Regions from separate parts of the Mus musculus genome. Here region 1 is linked to region 2. Evidence: chromatin loops called from intact Hi-C (ENCODE). Cell type or tissue: gastrocnemius. All regions are shown on one strand.

Region 1 (8,000 bases), 66 kb before region 2:
GGGTTTTGAACAATAACTCCTTTATATAATTACATTTTAAAAATAATTTCATTGGCTCTGTTCAGGTTTTGAAGTTTATTAATTTTCTTTAGAAGGAGGAGATAGAAAGTACATTACAAAGGTGATTTTATGTGAAATAATATACTTTAATAGATGCGAGAAAGAAATAGGGTTTTACTCATTTGGAATAGTATCTGACTGCATAGAAGGAGATACAAAGTTTATTTGTCATCACCATTTATTACTATAATTTGATATTTCAATCCAACTGTTCTTCATTAAGTCATCATCTTTGTCAGTTTCTACTTGTTAAATATATGGCAACTGCTTACATAATTTTATTGGTTATAAAAGTTTTATGATTTCGGGTTGGGACACATTTTAAAACCCTCATGTTAAATTCATAGTTGTGCTGGGCAGTGACTCACTTGGGTTCCTTGCTGAAGGTCACTGTGACCTTTTAAAGAGCACTTTTTACCCTCTCATCATCAGCCGAGGGTCAACACTTACCCTGAAGACAGCCTCCCAGATGAAGAAAAATCATCAACCATCAAACGTTGCCCTGATCTGGAGGCGAGAGCACCTCAGGTCCTCAGAAGACAGAGTAGCCCAAGTTGTGTTCCTGTGGCGGAGACATCCTCCTCTATAGGTAACGACCAGCATCCCAGCATTCCTGGAGTACACCGCATCCCAGATCCTGTGACCTAGAGAGTCAGGCAGATGGGATGGAAAGCCATTCTCTTCCTGGATCTAAGACTATCTCTTTTCTTCAGTCAGTCCTTTTGCAGTTCAGACCTTCATTTCTATGTTTTAATTATGCACAAGTGGACTGTAAAAGATTCAGACCATTTCCACCTCACTCAGCCACTTAGTACATATAGGATTCAGAGGAAGAACCCATGTTCTTCCCTCTGGGAGCTTAGAAGCTTGACAGAAGTTATGCCCATATACATATAACATTATAAAAGGTGACTGTGTGTGCTAATGCTTGCCTGTCACCCAGTACTCCAGGGACAGAGACCAGCCTAAACAACATAGTAAGTAAGACAGGTCTCTGTAATTAATTAAAAAAATTAATATGATGTAGGGAAGAAAGGAACGGCGGGTGTGTGGTGTTTCCTAAAACAATAACTGTACTTAGCAGAGCCCTGACATTTCTGTGAGAGGTGAGGATAGAGAATGGGTTATCCGGAGAGTGCTAAAGAGTTTGAGGAGCTTACAGGAGGGAGTGCTGTAATGTCTGCTGTGCTTAGGCACAATCCTGGAGAATAAGGATTGAGCAAATACACTATCATCTGAACCACGTTTGAAGCAGTCCAACGTGCTGAAAGACTGGTATCTGAGGGAGGACTGAGCGTGTAGATTGGTTTCTGTTGGGAAAGATGTCAAGTACCACTGTCAGTAGGATAGATGTTCTTTGTGCTCACAATGTGTTTGTCATAACTGAAGAGCCTCACTAAGGATGCAGTGAGGACAGCACTGGGGATAAATTAACTCATCTGACAGAAACCACCGTGCTCCCACACTCACCCCAAAGGAAGGGAAATAATGGGGCAAAGAAAAGTTATTTTTCACAGAATGTTCTTTGTGTGCTCATTCAACTTTAACGGTGGTTCCCTTAGGAAATGGTGATGGTATTTCAAAACTGATCAGTGAAAATACAGAGGGATCCGCACAAGCTCCGCAGTTACCTCGGAAAAAGGACAAGCGGGACTTCCCCGTGAGTACAGCGGCTGCTCAGACATTACTTACAACTCGTAGCAAGGATAAGAACCCAAGTAACTAAGGTTGAGCATGGTGGTGTGAGCTCCAAAGTTTGCAGTCATGGAGAAAACACAAGTACTCTGTTTCTTTTATATGTATAAAGAGATGGCTCAGCTGATGAGAGCACTAGTTGCTTTTCCAGAGGACCTGGGTTCGATTCCCATACCCACCATGTGACAGCTCTCACCCATTTCAGTCCCAGGGGATCTGACACCTTCTTCAGGCCTCCATGGGCACCAGGCACACACGTGGTGCACATATAGGTACACACACACACACACACACACACACACACACACACAAGCAAAACATCCATATACATAATCTAAAAATAATTTTAAATCAAGTATTATATATATAATAACTGAAATAGTAAGTAGCTTACATTTTATTTTAAACCTAAGCTTTCTTACAGTATTAAAAATTACCAAAAAAAAAAATTACTTAATTTTTTTTCCCACAGAAACCAACCATCAATGGCCTTCCACCCACCCCAAAAGTACTGGTAAGGACTGTTTTCATGAGACCTATTTGCTGATCTTTTTTTTTTTTTTTTAATCTCTTTAGAAACAGTAGAAGTAGATTTCCTGTCAAGTACATTCAGCCACTAAAAGAATTTTATAAATATAAAGTTGGAAGATAGATATGAGTGTACTGTAGTCTGATCACATACCCCAATTTGAGTGCAGTGGTTAAAATTTAGAGGCCAAGTTGGATGTAATAGCAGGTCTGTATATAATCTTAGCATTCTGTAATGCTAAGGCAGAAAGATGATAGATTCAAAGTCAGCCTGGCCCACACAGTGAGTTCCAGATGACATCTGAGTAGTCAGATATCAAAGGAGGAGGAGGCAGAGCATAAGGTCAGGGGCGGAGAGAGGCAGGAGTGAGGAGGGGCAGAGAGAGAAGAAAAAGCAAGAACAAAAAGAAAAACAAACTTGAGAATTTATAAATTCTGGCTGTGGGTTCTCAGATTAGCATCCAAACACCAGCTTCATTTTAATTTGACGGTAATGCTGGGCCTTCTTCCTTATGTGGCAAATAAATGTCTTTCTGCCTGAAGCCGTTCTCTCATCGAGCTGTGCACAATAGAAAACAAAAGGAAGCTTGGGTTCGCACTTACTCTGTCATCTTATGGCGCGATGTGTCTGTGAGATGTTCTCCTAATCATGTCAACAGGATGCTTCATGAGTCAGGCTCTGAGTCAGTTCATACCTAGGATATAAGCTCGGTCTTTTGTCTGTTGCCTGCATTGTAGAATTACACTGCAGTTCTTACCACTGCAGTGATGCTGAAGGAATCAAATATGATTCCACTTTAGTAAAGTTAGTCCTGAAGTAATAACCTAAAGTTCATGCAGCTCGTTAAGTATGTAGATGTTTGGTAAACTTGACACGTTGACTCTAAAATGGAGAGAAAGGGAAGACCATGACTTTTGGGAGAAAAAATTTAACTGTGTTAAAAAGTTGTATTTTGTATTGAGGTAAAACCACAAATTTTCTTCAAAGAATTTGGCATTGCATGATTTTCTAGAAATATGAAAATTACATAATGAAATAAGCCATCTTTCTTTCTTTATAAAGATGGGAGCATGTTTTTCAAAAGTATTTGATGGCTGCCCTTTGAAAATTAATTGTGCAACATCCTGGATACACCCTGATACAAAAGGTATGATTTCTGAATTATATATATGTGTATATACCTCCTGTAAAATATTTATTGTAGGGAAGATCTTTATAATTAGTGAATTGAAGTTGTTAACTTTAAAATTATGGTATAGGAACCCATGACAAGCTAATTACTTAGGTAGGCTTCTGTTGAAGACCATTAAAGTTGAACAGTGTCTAGGAACTGTCCTGTGAGGAAGCTAACAAGCTGTCACAGCCATTGTTTTTAAGGACATTGAAGTCCACAGGCGGGGGACGGTGTTGTCTCAGTCTCAGTGCTCTGTGCTGTATAAAACTTGTTAGCAACAAAAGAAACTAAAATATTTAGGAGTTAAAGGGATTTTGTGCTCGTAGCTTGGCTTGGGGGCACAACTGGGCACGCATAGGGAAGATGTAATTCTAGCCTAGTCTGTGGTAGACTGGGACAATATCACAAACAACAACAAAAAAAAAATCAGGAAACTTATTGATATTTCTGTTTCACCGCCTCCACCATTTTAGTTTCTCCAATCTAACATTCAGTTTAAAATTCCACATCAGTCCTGTTGGATTGATTCATGTGTTCGTGTTCGGAAGATGTATCTGTCACTGTGACTCATTCTGACACTTTGATCTTCCCAGGATTTGTAGGGAATGTCGGTGGCTGTGTCCTTCAGCATGGGGACAGTCCCTCACTTCCCTTTCTGTTTCATACTTACTTTCCTCAGAGGACTCCTCTCGCAGAAACTCTGCTTCTTTCTAGCAGTAATATTTAGAAACCAACATCTGAACAAGAAATATGTTCGTTACTTGTGCTATGTCATGGATTATATTTGCATTTTTGAGTATTTGGTATTTTGACTTGCAGAAATGCACCACTCTAACAACAGTTTAAAATTCAGTTGAGAGGTAGCATGACAGTGAAGTCTTACACAGCATAGATTTACATTTTAAAACATGGGAGAGAAACATGGGGGCATAAATGTTAGAAAATTATTGTGAATGTGTAGCCAACTCATGCTAAATATCACTACATATAGCCCTTATCTGAGTAAACAATTTCAAAAATGATAATAAAGTCTGGTAACTTGCTATTATAGATCAGTATATTATTTTTGGAACTGAAGATGGTATTTACACATTGAATCTCAATGAGCTACATGAAGCAACTATGGAACAGGTAATAAGAATTTTTTTTTAAGATCAAAGATTTATTTATTTATCATATATGAATACATTGTGGTTGTCTTCAGACACACCAGAAGAGGGCATCAGATCTCATTACAGATGGCTGTGAGCCACCATGTAGTTGCTGGGATTTGAACTCAGGACCTCTGGAAGAGCAGTCAGTGCTCTTAACCACTGAGCCATTTCTCCAGTCCCAAGAATTTTAACTTAAAGAATTAGTTTGAGCAAATTGGACAAAAGTATCATAGTTTGAAATCTGTTTGTATGATCTCTAGTCTTAATTTTTATGGTTTAAATATTTAAAGGGGTAAGATGGTACTGTCTTCATGTCGGTGTTGATTTTGTTTTCACAAAGAAAGGATTTTATACCACTTGTTTTGTTTTGCGTGGTGCTGGGGATCAAGCCCAGGGCCCTGTGCATGGGAGGAAGCCCGTGCTCTGGCTCTGAGTCCCGTCCCCAGTGACACCTTCACTGTCGGGGTCTGGGGGCCAGGGTAAGAGGGGAGTGCATGCCTTACTGTTACAGTAATCTGCTTCTTCTTCCTTTCAGTTATTTCCACGGAAATGTACGTGGCTCTACGTCATCAATAATACACTGATGTCATTATCAGGTATGCATGATGGTGAAAACCATAGGCAAGCAAAGAAATGTAATTTTAGTGTAGACTGTATGACTATGCCGTTTGTTGTTTGAAAAAGGATTGGGTCTTCTGTGAGGGCTACATTTCCCAGCCCCCTTCCTGCATCTGGACACAGAGGGAGGGGAAGATGATGATCTGCTGAGCCCATTTCCTTCCACAACTTCTAACATTGCTGGCTGCACTTTGTTTGCCTTCCTTTGAGTGTTAGCAGTGCAGCTGGAGGAAGCAGAGGGTCAAGCTACCTCCTTTCTCCATGAACTCTAGCAAATAACCCATTCTTAGCCTCAATTTTCTTAATTATCAAAACAGAACAGTGACATTAAAAACAAAAAACAACAACAAAAGTCTCATGAGGTTGTTGTGAGGATTAAGTAAAATAACATTGCAGTGCTAAATTATAAAGTCTTATACAAGTGTCGTTCTGGATCAATATAAAGTACCTTAGACTGGACCTTCTCACCCAGGGGTCTGAGGTGATAGATAGCTCAGTCTGTAGAGTGCTTTACAGCAAGCATGAGGGCCTGTGTTCTGTCCCCAGCATCCATGCAAAGAGCCAGGTGTGATGCACACTTATAATTCCAGTAGTAGGGAGGCAGACGCAGGAGGCTCCTTGGGCTCACTAACCAGCAAACCTAGCCTGGGAGGTGAGTTCCAGACCAGGAAGAGAACCTATCTCATAAACAAGAGAGACATTGACTAAAGAACAGCATTCAGTATTGATCTCTAGCCTACTCAACACATGGGTCATACACGCCAGCACTCACACACACATACACACACACAAGCACGCAAAGCTTATCTAAACAAGGTGATTCATTCCAGAACAACCTGTTCTGATTTTAGCATTGTCAGGTTTTTTGGTAGCTGGTGGTAATGAAAGTATCAGATATGTTACCATACCTTTAGACTTTTGTCTTGTAGTTCTTATCCAGTGTCTTAGTTGCTGTTCTGTTGCTGTGAAGAGACACCATCACCAAAATAACTCTTATAAAAAGAAAACAATCAACTGGGGTCTTCCTTACAGTTTCAGAGGTTTAGTTGATTATCATCACAGCAGGGAGCAAGGCAGCATGCAGGAAGGTACCAGATCAGTAGCTGAGGGCTACATCTAGGAGACTAGAGCTGGCATGGGTAATAAGGCCAAACTGACTAATCCTTCTAATCCTTTCAAATACTGTCGCTCCCTAATGACTAAGCTTTCACATACATGAGTCTATGGGACCCATTTTTAGTCAAACCACCACACCCACCAAACAATATTTTCTTACCCATTAGTCTTACAAAGCTACCTGGAGGCTAACTGATTGATTTGATTTGTAGTACAAGATGTCTAATTATTATTTCTTCAGGAATCTGCATTTGAGCTATAACAATGTCTATGAAAAATACAATCTTGTGTATAAATGTCTTATAAGAAACAGAGATCCTAGCCGGGTGTGGTGGCACACGCCTTTAATCCCAGCACTTGGGAGGCAGAAGCAGGCAGATTTCTGAGGCTAGCCTGGTCTACAAAGTGAATTCCAGGACAGCTAGGGCTACACAGAGAAACCCTGCCTCAGAAAAAAAAAAAAGAAAGAAAAGAAACAGAGATCCTATAAAGTAATGGTTCTCAACCTTCCCAATGCTGTGACCCTTTTTATATAGTATCTTAGTTAGGCTTTATTTCTGTGAAGAGACACCATGTCCAAAGTAACTCTTATAAAGGCTAACATTTAATTGGGGCTAGATTACAGTTTCAGAGGTTCAGTCCATTATCATCATGGAGGGAAGCATGGCAGCATCCAGGCAGACACGGTGCTAGAGGAGCCATGAGGTCTGTGTCTTGATCAGAAGGCAGCTACAAGGAGACTGGATGCCAGAAGGATGCTCACTTCCACACTAGGTGTAGCTTAAGCTTCTATATGAGACCTCTGAGCCCACCTCCACAGTGACACACGTCCCCCAACAAGACCATACCTCCTAATAGTGCCACTCCCTATGGGCCAAGCATTCACACAAGTGAATCGGTGGGGGCCATACCTATTCTAACTACCACATACTGTTCCTCGTATTGTGACCTTGAACCATAAATTATTTTTGTTGCTACATAATAACTATGATTTTGCTTAGTTATAATGTAAATACCTGTGTTTCCCAATGGTTTTAGGTGGCCCCTGTGAAAGGGTCATTCTATCCCCTAAAGGGGTTGTGACCCACCCGTTGAGAACTGCTGCTCTTAAGAGTACTTAATCTCTTTGGTTTTAATTATGATTAGCCTGTCATTTTTTATTTTATTTTTATTTTATTCATATATTACTCTTGTGAAAAGCAATAAACCCAATTCTACTTGAGTGACTTCTAAATGTTTTTGCCAGACTTAATTCACTTTATTTTTCTTACATAAAAACCCACATAGAGCCAGGGCAGGAGCCTGGGTCCTCTGAACCGGAGTGTGTATGTGTTTTCACAGATGGTCAGGGAAATCCTGAAAGAGAAACATGGTGAGCACAGTCTCTTTCCAGCTCTGGGGCCAAGTAGCTATAGATCTTGGAGAAGACATCAGAGGTGAAGTTGCCCAGGGTGGAGTGCAGCAGTCACCAATACCCCGGAACAACATCAGCTTCTCAGGCACTGCAGCAGGGATGGGGTGCAGCAGCACAGAGCCTCAGGAGCCTCTCACAGTGCACGAGATGCTGTGGGGCTTGCCTGTCTTCCCCCAAGTGCTCTCTGGACAGGGAGAGTGTGAAAACCAAGATGTTGTCCCCTCAGACGGCAGTGGCCTC
Region 2 (8,000 bases):
TTCTCCTCCATCCATCCTCCCCTTGTCCTCTGAGAAGATGGGGTCACCCCTGAGTAGCCCCCAACCCTGGTGCATCAAATCTCTACCAGATTAGACGCATCCTCTCCCACTGAGGCCAGACAAGGCAGCCCTGTTTGGGACTGGGTACCACAGACAGCTACAGCTTTAGGGTGAGCCTCTGCTCCAGAACAACTTTCTTTCTAATCATCCCTTGTCTTGTACAGTAGCCTGCTTTTCCATGAGATGCCCTTTCCCAATTCACACACACACACACACACACTCGTGCGCGCGCACGGCATCATGGCATCTGGCAGGGCTCGGCTGTCCTGGTTAAATCGGCAGTGAATCTGTGCGGAAGAGTTGGGGAATTGGCACGGTTAGATGTTGTGACAGAGGAGAGGAAAGAGAAGCACGGCGTGAGGGTGACGAGAAGAGAGGTGCAGTGTGGGAAAAGAACACGATGCTTTTCTGTGTCTTCAGTTACTTTGAACTTTAGTTATATGGTATGCAATATAAACCTCCTCCTTGTCTCAGTAAAATCTCCTTCCTCTCCCTTCCAAGAAAACAAACAAAGCATGTGACTCAGGCATCTGGAAATGCTGAACACGCAAACAGAAGCCTTGCTTCAGGACCACGGTTTGGAGCAACCGGAGCACAGAGCACGCCATCGCCATCTCTTGTGCTGTATATTAACTAGCAAGGGCCTCATTATAGAACCGGGCTTGGTGGTGCAAGCCTGTAATCCCAGCACTTGGAGGTTAATACAGGATGATCTCGAATTTTAGGTCTTGGAGCCACCTTAGCAAGACCATGCTTCAACCCTCTCTTTAAAAACAAAACAAGCCGGGCAGTGGTGGCGCACGCCTTTAATCCCAGCACTTGGGAGGCAGAGGCAGGCAGATCTCTGAGTTTGAGACAAGCCTGGTCTACAGAGTGAGTTCCAGGACAGCCAGGGCTACACAGAGAAACCCTGTCTCGGAAAAAAAAAAAAAAAAAAAAACACAAAACAAACAAACAAAACAAGACAAAGAAAAAAACTGAGGAGTTCAAATTTCAGGCAGTCCCAGGTCATAAATATTTGTTGAAATATTTCACTGTTCCTCCCTGTTTTTTGTTTTGTTTTGTTTTTAAAATCCAAGTTTGTATTTTTGTTAACCTGCTTTCCCCACAACTCAGCAGCATGCTGGTCACACATTCTCAACACTGGATTTGTGGGCTGATGGCCTGTGGATCCAGAGGAGGCTGTGTCTCCCGGGATTTTTCAGTCCCAAAGCCTGCCCCCGTCTGGATTGGGTTTCTTGAGCTGAGGTCCATGGCTAGAGTGAAGAATGTGTTTGTGCTGTTTCTTTTGTTTTTATTAGGGTACCAGAGCCTCTCGTGAAGAACATAACTTGGCAGACACTGCAGGCTGTAAATTTCTGCCATAAACATAACGTAAGTGTCCCGACCCCCTTTGAACACCCAGGTGGCTTCTTCTCTTGAGCCAAAACCGAGCCTTATTCAAAGTTCATACCCCACCTTTGTGGGTATACGTTTTTTTCCATGAAAATCTTCCTAAGCCTGGGGGCGGAGGGGAGTAAGGAACTTAAAGATGGCAGATCTTATGGAAACATACATTATAAAAATCATTTTAAAAAAACTAGTCGTTTTTTGTTTTTGGTTTTTGTTTTTAATTTGTAAAATGTGAGGAAGAAGGAACCCCATTTACTTAGAGAGTCTGTATTATTGGATTGGTTTCCCCAAAAGACTTTGAACTGGAAGAGGTAACTCCAGATGCTTGCTGCAGTTACAATGGGTGGAGTCCTAGGCGCCAAGTCCTAGTGTCTGCCCTGGTGAGATAGGAGTGTTAAATGGGCGTCTGGTCCTTTTTGCCACAGCTGGACTGGGGGGAGGGCGGGGGGCCGGGTGCGGGGGGGGGGGTGCGGGGGGAGCCACTGTAGGAGACTGCCCATGTGACATGGCTTCATAGATGCTGAAAAATCTGCTCTCCTCTCTCACCCCACACAGAGCTGCCCCCTTTCTACACATGGAAGCCAGCTTCCTGGGCTGGCTCCCAGTTGTGTGGTCAAGTACTCAGAATGAATGAGCCCTTGAGTTTGATTCCCAGTACTGCGATCAATCAACCAACCAATTAATCAATATAGCAGAAAAGAAAAAGGTGTGTGTGTGGGGGGGTGGAATCAGAGTCCAACCACTAAAAACACTCAAAATCCCAGAAGGGAATTTTAGAGTTTCACTGGACTCCAGTTATTGGTCACCCAGGCCCGAGGGGTTAAATCCCCTCTGAGCTTGCCCCAAGTAAGTTTTCCTGAAGCTGCTTACAAGGAGAAAACACGGGAACAGTCATTATTTTGGCTTTCATTATCGGAAGCCTAGAATCCTTATCAGAGCTGGAGTGTCGCTCCATGGTTAGACCTCTTGCCTTGCCTGCATGAAGCCTTGGGTTTGACTCCTTACAGTGAAAACAGTCATTTTAAGGCAGGACGAGTGGATGCTAGACGCTTTGATCGGTGATTAGCACTTTCCCAACAAACAAGTTTCAGCATAAGGGTGGCAGGACAGATAGTGGGGCTGGAGGATACAGAGGGAAGGGGAGAGGAGGGGGCAGAAAGAACGAGAAAGCTCGCCAGCCAGCCCTGGTGGGGGAGATCTGAGGAAAGTGAAGATAAATACAGTGCATACCACAGCTCTCTGGAGAGCCGCAGACGCTGCTGGGCTCCACGTGCTGGGGGGGGGGGGGGCTGATGGGGGGAGGGTGCTGAGCTTGGAAAGAATTCCCAAACAAAGGGGGGGGGGGTGGAGCACATTCTTGTTTCTGAGTCCTTCTGCCCATATGTCATCACGACATTCATGGAAGGACCTATTTATAGCAAAATGCAAAATGGCTGGTGAAAGACTTCAGAGCCCAGGGCCATCGATTACTGAGAACCAGATAGGTAGGTTATAAGGTAATTTATCCACCCCACCCCGCCTCCATTTTTTTTTTCCAGAATAATAATGCTGATGGGAAACACTAACGTTGCTCTCTCGCCCTAAAAGTCCCTTGGAGTGGGAATTGCTGCGCCCACGAAGAGCCTCTGTCCTCTTTCCGGATTCTGGGGTCAAGGAACCCTCAAGAGTTGCAGGCTCCAGGCCAACAGTCACTGGGGCGGCAGAAAGACCCAGCGTTTCCCAGCAGAGAGGAAAACCCTTGGGAAAAGGGAGGGGTCACAAAGAACCCGGAGTAATATTTTGTCCCAACTCAATTTTAAATGTTAACCGTTGATTAAAAGTTGTTGACTTAAGAGATTTTATTTATTTATTTATTTATTTATTTATCTGTCTATCTATCAAAGACATTGTCATTTAATAAGAAAGTCCCGTGGGAGTCCTCAAGCGCTCCTCTTGGTAGTGGCTTCACCCTCTTAAAGAATGTAGCTTGATACCAGCGGGTGAGGCAGGATGCAAGAGTCTCCCGCTGGGCTCCTCTGTGCTGTGGGACAGAGCTGACACCTAGCGACCACGACGCACCCCGGACGGCGAGGCCGCAGCCAGCTCTTGTTTATCTTGTCAGGACAAATGTCAGAGCTGGAAGGGCGATCTTTTGGCAGGCACACGAGCTTCCAGCCCTCTCTCTCCCAGCTTATCTCAGCAGGCCCAGGGCTTGTCTTGTTTACCGAGCGAGCAAGCCGCCTTCCAGTGAACCGGGCTTCTGCTCCAATCTGTCTGTCGTTCTTGCCACAGGCTGAAGCCTCAAAGCCTTTCGGTCCTTTCCCCCTTCATAGACAGCAGGCAGGTTAGGGGTGATGCCTAGTTAAATATAAAGTTCCTTTTTCTAATGCAGACTGTTTGAGATATACTTAACATTTTAGTTGGGTTGGAGGTGGAGGTCAGGTGGCGTGCTCGGCTAAGGTTCTGGACTGATGCCCAGCACTGAAAAAAAAAGTCGTTTATCTGAAATCCAAACGTAACTAGGTATCTCACGTGTTTTTATTTGCTGAGTCTGGCTCTTGACAGTCATTTTTCCTATCACACTTCTTGGTTTTTGTGGCCACTCAAGAATTTGAAATGATTCTGTCTGTAGGTATGGAACTAGGTTTATTTTAGTCTGCTGTTTTAGTATCCAACAGGTCAATGGCAGATTAAACTGATATATCCAATATCTGCTAAATATTCCAGCCCTTTACTCGTGGCAGATATTAGAGTTGCACCTTCATGACATTTTGTTTTGTTTGTTTGTTTGTTTCTAACCAGTGCATACACAGAGACGTGAAGCCGGAAAATATTCTCATCACCAAACAGTCAGCCATTAAGCTCTGTGACTTTGGGTTCGCACGGCTTCTCAGTGAGTACCCACGGCTTCTTCAATGTAAAAGGAACATTCTTGCTGGGACAGCTGGTTTCCATACTACAGAAAGCTGGTTCTTGTATTCTGCCCCGGGAATAATCTTGCAACAAATTACGGTTCCTGCCAAATCTTGTAATGAAATATAACTTGAAAAATGTATAAATACACAACAATTTAGATATGTATGCTATATGTAAATTGTAGCACAAAAGTTATTATAAAGCCTGCTAATCTCCTGCCTTCTCCAACCCCCCAAACAATACTTACCAGAATTAATACTTCAGATGAATGCCTTTTAATCTTGGCTATAGATTAACACCCAAGGAACTTTTAAAAAGTATGCGGGTAGCCTTGGGCCCTCTCCAAGTGTTCGGATTAATTGGGCCGGGAGGAAGCCCAAGTATCAGTAATTTAAAACATCCTACAGCCAAGTGATGACAACCAGCAGCTAGCACTGAGAATGGTGATTCGGAAAAGCTTCATTTCTTAGGTTTTTCCCTGCTCAGTTTTGACTCCGGGCTTCCACTGATCTGTTTTCCACGTTTCTGCACCGGCCAGCTGGACCAGGTGACTACTACACGGACTACGTGGCCACCCGGTGGTACCGCTCACCCGAGCTGCTAGTGGGAGACACGCAGTATGGTCCCCCTGTAGATGTCTGGGCAATTGGCTGTGTGTTTGCTGAGTTACTGTCCGGAGTGCCTCTATGGCCAGGAAAATCTGACGTGGATCAGCTCTACCTGATAAGGAAAACCCTGGGTAAGTGGTTTCCGCTGACTTTGAGAGAACCTGCTCGCTTCTCCCACACCCCCTGCTTACCTGACACCTTTAGGAAACAGACATTTCTCAGCCTCGCTGAAATGGCTCCATTAAAAGTGTCTATGGTTTGTTCAAATGACAAGACTTAATGATTACTGGGAATTTACTAATTGTCCAGGATATATAGACTAATCTCTTAAGCTTAGGTCAGATCCTCTTAACTTCTAAATGTGTTAAGCCTGGCAACAGAACTACTGCAAGGACTTAGCTGGTCACAGGCGGCTTCCATGTTACAAGCTGAACATCCCTCATCCAGACGGCTTGGGACTCTAGTGTTTGTGACATTAGAGGTTTCAATGTGGTATGTAAGGGAAGGGACCCGAGTCTAAACAGAAAATTCATTTATGTTTCATTTCATTTCTTCCCATATCCTAAAGGCTGGTTATATGATCGTTCTAGCGTGCCCGCATTTGACCATGACACTTGGAGTCGAGTGTAGCATCTCCTACTTGTAGGATCATGTTGGCACTCAGTCTCAGAATTTTTAATGAGGGATGCTAAGCCTGCATTAGGATGAGGTGATTCATCCAGATGTCCTTACTGCAGCCTGCCTGACAAGTTTTGGATTATTCAGATTACCGTAGAGGAAGAACCTCAGCCTTCTAAGTGTCGAGAAGAAAGTCTTGTTCACCGTGCCCCCCTCCTACAATTAAGGGCAATGGGAAGGACAGAAGAGAAAAGGGAGGAGGGTACAGTAAAAGAGATCCATAACTAGTGGTTGCTGTTTTCAGAATCCAGGAGTTAGATTCTACTCTGCTAAGGAACGCCATTTAAAGCACTCTTTCTCTGCTCCATAACTCTTGTATTACCAGCAATCACCATAGAGCTTTGTCTTCCCAAAGTACTGAAGGCCACCTGAGGGTGAGACTGTATTTCCATTTGTTTGTTTGTTGAGACAGGGTTTCTCTGTGTAGCCCTGGATGTCCTGGAACTCCTTCTGTAGACTAGGCTGGTCTTGAACTCAAATTCCACCTGCCTCTGCCTCCCGAGTGCTGGAATTAAAGGTGTGCGTCACCAGGGTCCGGTGGTGTTTCCTGTTTTTATCGTCTCCACCAATGTCTTGCACATTGGAGCCTCCTTGGAGCTCACGCAGGGTCACTCAGCCTTCCTTGGCTGTTCCGTCCAGTGGCTTTAGGGCACTCTCCTGCCGCTCCAGCCCTAGTGGGGAGGCTTTGACAGCTCGGGGACATATGTCTCTACTGTGTGTGTGTATCTGTAATTCATTTTTAAAGCTAGGGGCTAAGGGGCTTCATTACAGTGTTTTCAGACATAGGAATCAACACCCTAGAGGCTGTGTTTTTGCTTGCTTATCCAAACTAGAGCAAGGTTCTGGATTTGAGTGAGAGGTAAAGTTCTGAACCGAGTAGCACTGGTCACTCAAGACGATCTAGTCAGAGGCTAGAGCCTCAGTACCACAGGGCCCTGGCTGCAGGCCTCTGCTTCTGTCAGGCCTCTGCTTCTGTCAGGCCTCTGCTTCTGTCAGGCCTCTGCTTCTGTCAGGCCTCTGCTTCTGTCAGGCCTCTGCTTCTGTCAGGCCTCTGCTTCTGTCAGGCCTCTGCTTCTGTCAGGCCTCTGCTTCTCTCAGGCCTCTGCTTCTCTCAGGCCTCTGCTTCTCTCAGGCCTCTGCTTCTCTCAGGCCTCTGCTTCTCTCAGGCCTCTGCTTCTCTCAGGCCTCTGCTTCTCTCAGGCCTCTGCTTCTCTGCTCTAGAAAGTGGCCACTTGTGGCCCAGAGAAGCAGTTTCCTGAACCAGTCTTTCCTAGTGATACCCCTAGGACTTTACATGAGGCCACCATCAGCTCATTCGGCTGCCATTGCTACAGAATGAGCTGCATTGGACAGGAACCTCTTTCAGAGTTTCACAGGGTAAGCGCCCCTAAACCTTAGACGACAACGTTTCTGAGATCAGCAGCAACACGGGAAAAGACGATTCCAATTTGGAAATGGACTCCTCAGAGACAGAGGACCTTCCTGTTAGCTCCTTTGGTTTGGAGTCATCAAATACCCTGACGCTCTCAGTTTCTGTGCCTGACACGAGGCACTGTCCCTGAAGAACTCAGTGTAGGCTGTGCTGTGTGGATGCTTCCCCTCTAGGCACAGGTCCACGAGGCTGTGGAGGGAAAGCACAGCCCCGTGTTTCCTACGCTACCCCACTCACTTCTGTCTCTTCTTGTCCAAAGGGGACCTCATTCCCAGGCACCAGCAAGTATTTAGCATGAATCAATACTTCAGTGGGGTGAAAATTCCAGACCCTGAAGACATGGTGAGTGACTCATTTTGGAGGTGGCTCATTAGATCAGGCTAGTTGGGTTTTGGTAGTTACTCACATATGAGGCCATGGCTCAGTCTAATCGTGATGAAGAAAATTGGAGCAAGCTGGTGCTGAGCGAGATCCTTCCTGGCCTCAGTTCAAACTTAGGAGTCCCTGGGAACAGAGGTTAGCCAGCCTGTGGGACAGGAAAGCAGGACTGCCCTGGTCACACCAGTCCTTAATCGTTGTCAACTGAACATAGATCGCTCAGAGCCAATCAACTTTCAAGCAAGCCCAAACATTGGCTCACCCGTGCAAGCAGCTCCCTTCCCCCAGCAGTGGCCAAATTTTCTCTTCTCCTGTCAACTCGCTTTCCAGAATATGGAGCAACACCACCACGGTCCCATTCTGCTGCCTCTCCTCCTGTATGGTCAATGTGGGGGAGACGCTCCTTTATGAAGGACGGAGAGAATCTAAATGCTCATCTCCCCAACCCACTTTGAACAATGTGTCCCAATGAAACCATTAGACAAGGGTATAGAGGTATAGTGTTTACATTATTGCCTTTAGTATTCAGGAAGAGGTTAAGTTGAAGTATATCTGTG

The links. A loop is a pair of places that touch in the nucleus more often than their neighbours do. Peaks named below come from ENCODE experiments on the same cell type or tissue, not always from the same donor. Only the 100,000 strongest peaks of a DNase experiment are listed, where the experiment ranks them.
Region 1: a loop joins it to region 2, with 2.1 times the contacts of the local background. A loop is called at or near these places in 8 of 42 quality-filtered maps.

The regions. Positions count from the first base shown.
Region 1 is chr12:69,820,011-69,828,010 of GRCm38, reverse strand. It overlaps Map4k5 (mitogen-activated protein kinase kinase kinase kinase 5), which reads left to right. Exons shown (of 32, transcript NM_201519.2): 17 at 493-649; 18 at 1,623-1,720; 19 at 2,228-2,269; 20 at 3,347-3,431; 21 at 4,510-4,589; 22 at 5,148-5,208. It overlaps 4930512B01Rik (RIKEN cDNA 4930512B01 gene), which reads right to left. Exons shown (of 8, transcript NR_033573.1): 3 at 6,139-6,192; 4 at 2,887-3,166; 5 at 511-704. It also overlaps the pseudogene Gm18030. Among named protein-coding and RNA genes, the nearest start is that of 4931403G20Rik, 20 kb to the left of the region's middle. In gastrocnemius, a CTCF peak has its summit at 4,646 (motif pointing right); no DNase peak of the experiment used is centred here.
Region 2 is chr12:69,753,532-69,761,531 of GRCm38, reverse strand. It overlaps Cdkl1 (cyclin-dependent kinase-like 1 (CDC2-related kinase)), which reads left to right. Exons shown (of 10, transcript NM_183294.2): 4 at 1,362-1,434; 5 at 4,234-4,324; 6 at 4,886-5,086; 7 at 7,325-7,407. Among named protein-coding and RNA genes, the nearest start is that of Mir681, 6.4 kb to the left of the region's middle. RefSeq lists an enhancer at 2,270-4,123. In gastrocnemius, no CTCF peak of the experiment used is centred here; DNase peaks (open chromatin) are centred at 2,650, 3,137, 3,524, 4,943 and 1 more place; H3K4me3 peaks cover 2,212 bases; H3K27ac peaks cover 2,222 bases.